Linked DNA regions of Homo sapiens: region 2 is linked to region 1. Evidence: chromatin contacts called from ENCODE Hi-C or POLR2A ChIA-PET data. All regions are on one chromosome and are shown on one strand. The core of a region is the stretch at or near the end of the contact, and the rest is flanking DNA. Distances in the headings are between cores, read along the strand shown. Region 1 overlaps ACTN1 (actinin alpha 1). Region 2 overlaps DCAF5 (DDB1 and CUL4 associated factor 5).

Evidence for each region. Hi-C counts contacts between places; a loop is a spot of excess contacts on that map. ChIA-PET counts read pairs that join two places held with the same protein, here RNA polymerase II (POLR2A). Pooled maps may share reads with other maps.
Region 2: a loop to region 1 is called in a pooled map, with 2.9 times the contacts of the local background. The contact joins two enhancer-like sites. A Hi-C loop is called at or near these places in 1 of 168 maps with a recorded cell type or tissue (Caco-2) and 5 of 50 pooled maps. POLR2A ChIA-PET finds 5 or more read pairs at or near these places in 3 of 52 experiments (A673, HEK293T and activated T-cell).

What each region holds. Positions count from the first base shown.
Region 1 is chr14:68,909,975-68,913,260 of GRCh38, reverse strand. ACTN1 (actinin alpha 1) reads left to right here. Exons shown (of 22, transcript NM_001130004.2): 4 at 1,019-1,105; 5 at 3,219-3,286. Among named protein-coding and RNA genes, the nearest start is that of ACTN1, 68 kb to the left of the region's middle. RefSeq lists an enhancer at 1,266-1,385. Within about 2 kb of position 1,465, at least 7 of the 41 ENCODE cell types and tissues checked have a DNase peak (open chromatin) inside an H3K27ac peak, as active enhancers do.
Region 2 is chr14:69,127,386-69,131,109 of GRCh38, reverse strand. The region is part of intron 1 of DCAF5 (DDB1 and CUL4 associated factor 5); the gene reads left to right. Among named protein-coding and RNA genes, the nearest start is that of DCAF5, 24 kb to the left of the region's middle. Within about 2 kb of position 1,634, at least 9 of the 41 ENCODE cell types and tissues checked have a DNase peak (open chromatin) inside an H3K27ac peak, as active enhancers do.

The DNA.
Region 1 (3,286 bases), core at 216-2,715:
ATTGCTCCATGTATTGGGCTCCTTAAAATAGGGCTTATTTATGTTGTATTCCCTGCCATTAGGCCTGGTACAGAAAAAAAGAGAAAATCTACTTCATAGAACTTGTAGATTCTAAAACTCTAAAAGGTGCTGCTTAGACTAAATATATTGGGTTATCTCTTAGCTGTGATCTTGAAGCTATTGTTTGATTTTTTAAAAAAACATCTGTTTTAATACCCAAACTGATGGCATTGTGAGATTGAGTCAGTGGATAGTTCAAGATGGCAATTTACAAAACTTTAAGTTTGTGACTTTCTCTTGATTCCACTGTTTTTCCACGTGTGGGTGGCTATTTTGAGAGCTGTGATTGCCCAGAGAGCCCCAGCTCACAGAATTGCCAGAACATTTGTGATTGCTTAGAAATCCTCCCCTCTTCATCAGGCTGGGAACACAGATCAGGATTTCAAATGCCCCCTTCTCTGTGGCCTTCCCTGATGTACCCACTGTCTCCAACTAGGATTGATTACACCCTTTTTTTGTGCCCCAAATAGACTTCTCTTCCAGCACCTGTCACAGTTTATTGCATTAACTTTAAGAAACATCCAGGCCAGGCATGGTAGCTCATGCCTGTAATTCCAGCACTTTGGGAGGCTAAGGTGGGAGGATCGTTTGAACCCAGGAGTTTGAGACCAGCCTGGGCAATATCGTAAGACCCTGTCTCTACAAAAAATGAAAAAATTAGCCGGGTGTGGTGGCCTATCTGTAGTCCCAGCTACCCAGGAAGGTGAGATGGGAGGATCGCTTGAGCCCAGGATTTGGAGGCTGCAGTGAGCCATGATTGCACCACTGCACGCTAGCTTGGGTGACAGAGCGAAAACCCTGTCTCAAAAACAAGCAAAAATCCTGTTTCCCTCTAGAAGTAGAGCTCTGGAGTCTTTTGATTCCTAGCGTGGGGCATGGAGTGCTGTGGGTGCTGAGGGAGTGTTAATTCTGTCCCCGCTGAGGCCCTTTCTGATGTGTGCTGCTGCTGTTTCTGTAGAAATCGTGGATGGGAATGTGAAGATGACCCTGGGCATGATCTGGACCATCATCCTGCGCTTTGCCATCCAGGACATCTCCGTGGAAGGTGGGTTTCTGCTTTGTTCCATCCCGCCATCACCATCTCGTCTCCCTCCCTGGGCTTAGCCTGGAGAACTCCCATACCCAGGGCAACGGACGTTGATCAGGGGCCATGTCCTGGGCTTCTTGCTCATTTATTGGGCATCAGCCTTCTCCTCCAGTCAATGTAGAAAAAAGAACTGTTTGCCATTCTGATTCTCATAGGCATGTTGGCCTCAGGGAAACTCCCCACTTTGGGAAAGCCCAAGGCTGCCATGGGGAAGTATATTGGAAAACCCACCTGGCTCTTGGGTTGTTAATCTGAAAGGGTGGGGAAATAGCGGCTGGGAGGAAGGACCAGGAGGGGCGCTAACCCCGTCCTCCACTTTGCTCCCCTAGCACCCTCTAGTGGCCATTTCACAGATCTGCAAGGGCCGCCATGGTCTGGAGAGGTGATCTCTACGCTTGATTCCACACTCGGGCAGTTTTTGAGCTTTATGTCTGCTATGCCTGTATTTATCTTGCATAATAATATTTGTGTATTGTTGTGCCTGTGATAAAACACACATACTGAAACAAACTTTTACAAGATGAGATGGAGATACTATTTTTTAAATATTTGTTTTAATGGCATAGACATCATAAACATTTTTAATCAAAGGAATTTCTTAATGAAAACAACGTGGATTCAATTCAATTGCTTTGTGATGGAGATCTAGGTGTGACACTCTGTGATGCAGCAATGTAGAGTTCCAAGTTCGGTTTATGGGTACTTGGTATTTAGGGTTGAAGTGGTTGGAAAGAGGGTCATAGTAGTCACCTGGGGTGTGGTTCTTGTTAATGATAGTGGATGTAAATCCATTTCTCAAATAGCCTTCTTGATGATTTTGATTCTTTTGGGTGGACTTCTTGTCAGCTCTGCAGTCATCATTGTGTTACTCTTGTGATTTAGCTGACGAAGAGCTTAAGCTAAGTAGAAGCATTAGCTTTTCCAATTTTTAAATTGTCTGCTTTTGCTTAGGTGGTTATGGTCTTTGTAGGAACCCTTGAATGTCATTTTAAAGTCCATTTTGTGTGTTGAAAATAAATGAGATCATTCATGAACACAGTCCACTGAGTACCTTAACCTCCAATTCACAGGCACAAACACAGGGTGTATTAGTCCGTTTTCACGCTGCTGGTAAGGACATACCCGAGACTGGGTAATTTATAAATAAAAAGAGGTTTAATGGACTCACAGTTCCACATGGCTGGGGAGGCCTCACAGTCATTGCAGAAGAGCAAGGGAGAGCAAAGGGACCTCTTACATGGCAGCAGGCAGAGAATGAGAGCCAAGTGAAAGGGGTTTCCCCTTAGAAAACCATCAGACCTCGTGAGACTTATTCACTACCACGAGAACAGTATGGGGGAAACCACGCCCACGACTCAATCATCTCCCACCGTCTCTCTCCCACAACACGTGGGAATTATGGGAGCTACAATTCAAGATGAGATTTGGGCGGGGACACAGCACAAACCTAGCAGGGGGGTAGTGTGGTTTGCAGTCTTTCTTCTGTGCTGGGAGCTCCGTGAGCCCCCTCAGTTGCCTGCCTAACCTCATAGACACGTGGCTGCTTCACACACAGAGGGCAGCAGTATTGATCCGTGCAGTAAATATAAGGAAACCTTATTTTTTAGATTAAAAACAAAATCTGTCTAGGAGTCCTAATGCTTTCTTCTCACTCAGCTGTGTGCACCCCTCAGGCTGTGGGATTCCCCTGTCTGGAGACCCCTAGATGTGTAGATTTCCCAGATCAAATCTTCCTCCCCAACCTGATAGAGGTTGCCGACTTATTTTGTATCATTACCATTTCTTTGAATAAAAGAGAGTAGGGGGAGCTAATTCTTGAAGTTTGAAAAACTGTTGTCTCAAAATTTACACGTGTAACACGACTAGCTCTGAACAGCTTCCCAGCTTGCTTTTTCTGTTTCTCAAATAACTTCTCAAACTCTGTCAAGGGAATAGACTTGATGGCCAGGGCTCCTCCTTCAGTAGCTGCAGGGTTGGCATCAAAGGGTCACAGTGGGGCCTCCTGTGAGCCGGCATCCCTCCCTCCACCGAGTCAGCCCTCTGACCTCGCTGCCCATCCCCTTCCCCATAGAGACTTCAGCCAAGGAAGGGCTGCTCCTGTGGTGTCAGAGAAAGACAGCCCCTTACAAAAATGTCAAC
Region 2 (3,724 bases), core at 385-2,884, 220 kb before region 1:
TAATGCTACCTAAAACAAGGTTTGAAAGATTAGGACAAGTTCATGGATGATACTTTACGGACACAAGGACAATTTGAGAGCTGTGTGCACCTAATATATATCACACTGGGCTAAGTGCTTTTACAAACATTATCTCACCACACACAACAAACCTGGGAAATAGTTGGTATTTTCTCCATTTTACAATAAAAAAATTAGGGTAGAGGAGTAGAGTAACCAGGACACATGAATGGCGAAACCAAGATTTGAATCAAGTCCTTTTATTCCAGAGCTTGCACTTCCTGTACCCTTCTATAGCACCATCTTTGCTGCCTCTCAAAGATGAAACCCCAAGCTCTGTATCTAATCCCATTGTTACTTGTTAAAAGAATGTTTTGAACAATTAATACAGTCACTAATACGTTATATTTTAGAAATTGTTCCATGTGAGTATAGACAGAGCTGCCTCATGCTTTTATTTATTTAGGCTGCATTGTACATATATAAGTAGTAAACTTTCTTATATTTTTTATTGTGAAATGTATACAACATAAGATTTACCATTTTAACCATTTTTAAGTGTACTTACTGTTCAGTGGTATTAATTACATTCATGTAATTAATACATCACCACATCCATCTTTAGAATTTTTCATCTTGCAAAACAGAAACTACCCATTAAACTATGACTCGCCATTCCTCTTTTCCCCCAGCCCCTGGCCACTGCCATTCTACTTTGTCTCTGATTTGACTATTCCTCATGTAAGTGGAATCATACAATATTTGTCCTTTTATGTCTGGCTTATTTTATTAAACAATAATTTTAACCAGACTTCTGTTGATGGACATTTAAATTATTCTTCTTTGGCTCTTCAAACAATGATAAGTTCCAGGAATATTCGACCCAGAATTTCAGACTGCTTTCTCAGTCCTGTGCTTGGCTGGCTTTTGAGGAAACCCAAAGCAAATCCTTACCTCAGCTTTTCTGAGCAATAAAATAAGAAGAATGTTAAATAATTACTTTGTTATAGTGTGTTGTAAGGGCTTGCTTAGTTTCTGCTTATAGCTCGGGACCCTTTGGGAAAGGGTACTCTTTAAGTATAAAGGTTTTCTGTAACTACAAAGCTGCTGCCACAATGTGATTATAGTACATTTTTTGATGAATTAGTGATTTTAGTGCAGAATGAAACCAACCCAAAAAACCAAAACCAGAGTATGTAGTTGTATTTTCTTGGGGTTCTCAGATGAGTTGAAGGTAAGCAATTGTTTGTGAGGAAACCAGGCTTAGAAGGCCTGGCCTCTGCTTGTCTTTGCCTGGCACTGGCACTGAGAAGAAAGGCCTAGCCTTCCCGAGAAGTCCCTGTGCTCCACCTCCGGTGCCCCAGAGAGGCTGGGGCTAGGGTCCCTCTCCTGAGGCTGACCCCATTCTCATCCAACTGCCAGGCCCATGGGGCTGGCTTAAATGGTCTGAAATGATCCTAAATATTCTTCACTTGGATTATTTGCAGGTCAGTCTCTCTCTGTGGAACTAAACAATAAATCTCTGCCTTTCTGAACTGACTAGGAGATTAAGGGAGACAATTGTAGAGCTGCTTTTGCGTCTGAACTGACTTTCCCTTGCTTCACCAGCCCTCGTTTGCTTTGTTGAATCAGAGGCTTGGGCACAGCTGTTTAGCGCCCTCTGCTGGGTGAAAAGCAGCCTAACGGTTTTACATTATGCCTCAATTTGTACTGGTTGTTTTTCTGCCAACGCATACTTGAAGATTGCCTTTGCATAGGGCTCTTAATACCTTGCCTAAAGGAATGAGGGGTTGAGTGGAGTAAGGGGGTGTGTTTAGCTTACATCTTCTGATGCTAACCTTGAGGGCAAAGTCAAGAGGCAGGCCCCATCACAGCGATGATTTTTGCCTCAGTGATTCCAATCTCCCATGGATTGGGCTGTCATCATCATGTTAGTTACTAAGGACACATCATTTAAAACGATCCCAAGGCATTTAACAAATAGCCATGAATTTTGAATTACTGAGTACTAGGCAAAATGAAATCATCCTATAAATGCCTAGAATGAACATTAAAGATTATTTCTGTCTGGGTAATGGAGGGAGACCTTAGGCTGAGAATGGTTATGAGTTGGGCACAAAGGTATAGATATTCTGGTTTCTTTTTTTTTCTTTTAGTAGAGACAAAGTCTCACTATGTTGCCCAGGCTGGTCTCCAACTCCTGAGTTCAAGTGATCCTCCCACCTCGACCTTTCAAAGTACTGGGATTACGGATCCTCCCACCTCGACCTCCCTAAGTGCTGGCATGAGCCACTGGGCCTGGCAGATATTCTGTTTTTGGTTTTTTTGTTGTTGTTTGTTTTGAGATGGAGTCTTGCTCTGTTACCCAGGCTGGAGTGCTGTGGCACGATCTCTGCTCACTGCAACCTCCGCCTCCAGGGTTCAAGTGATTCTCCTGCCTCATCCTCCCCAGTAGCTGGGACTACAGGCGCACAATATTCTGTTTTTACTTAAGCTGCTTCAATTCAGGAGAGACTGTGCTGTAGGTCTTAGTGAGCCATGAGTATCCCAGCCCATCCTGCAGTCTTGTTTTTTTTCTTTTTCTATCATGAACATTAAACATAATCCAAAACTCTTTATTATGGAAATATTCAGCCAGGCTCACGCCTGTAATCCCAGCACTTTGGGAGGCCAAGGCGGGCAGATCACTTGAAGTCAGGAGTTGGAGACCAGCCTGGGCAACATGGTGAAATCCTGTCTCTAAAAAAATACAAAAATTAGCTGGGTGTGGTGGTGCTTGCCTGTAGTCCCAGCTACCCATGGAGCCGAGGCAGGATAATCAGTTGAACCTGGGAGGTGGAGGCTGCAGTGAGCTGAGATCATGCCACTGCACTCCGGCCTGGGTGACAGAGTGAGACTCTCAAAAAAAAAAAAAAAGAAGAAGAAAAAATTGTTCAAGCATACACAAAAGTAGAATAGTATAGTGTATGCATCTATAGCAATTGTCCATATTAATCATCTATCCCTCTACTTTTTTTTCTGGAAAGTTTTAAAGGAAATTCCAGACATACTCCATTTCACCCACTTCAGTATGCACCTCTAATTGATAAGGATTTTTTTCTTTTTTAACATAACCATAATGCCATTATAATACCTAAAAGATGTAACAATACTTCCTTAATATGGGGTATTTAAATGAAGTAGAGAGATACCAATCGGATTTGACAAAATGTTGATGATTTGTTAAATTTACTTCCAATATTATTATTATTACTGGTAGAAGGATTTACTTATGATGTTTTGTTTTTAAGACTTTGTTTTAGAGAAGTTTCAGGTTCACAGCAAAATTAAGAGAAAGGTACAGAGGTTTTCCATGTACCCCTTATTCCCACACCTGCATAGCCTCCTTCATTGTCAACATCTTCCACCAGAGTGGTAAATTTGTTAAAATTGGTAAACATATACTGACACATCATAAACACTCAGAGTCCCAATGTTCAAAAAATGAACCTTAGAGTTCACTTTTGGTATTGTATATTCTATGGGTTTGGACAAATGTAATGACATGTATCCATCATTACAGTATCATACAGAGGATTTTTACTGCCCTAAAAATCTTCTCTGCTCCATATATTCAACCCCTGCCTCCAAACCCTGGCAATTAGTGATCTTTTTGTTGTCTCCATGATTTTGTCTTTTCCAGAGTATCATAGAGTTGAAGTCATACAGTATGTAGCCTTTTCAG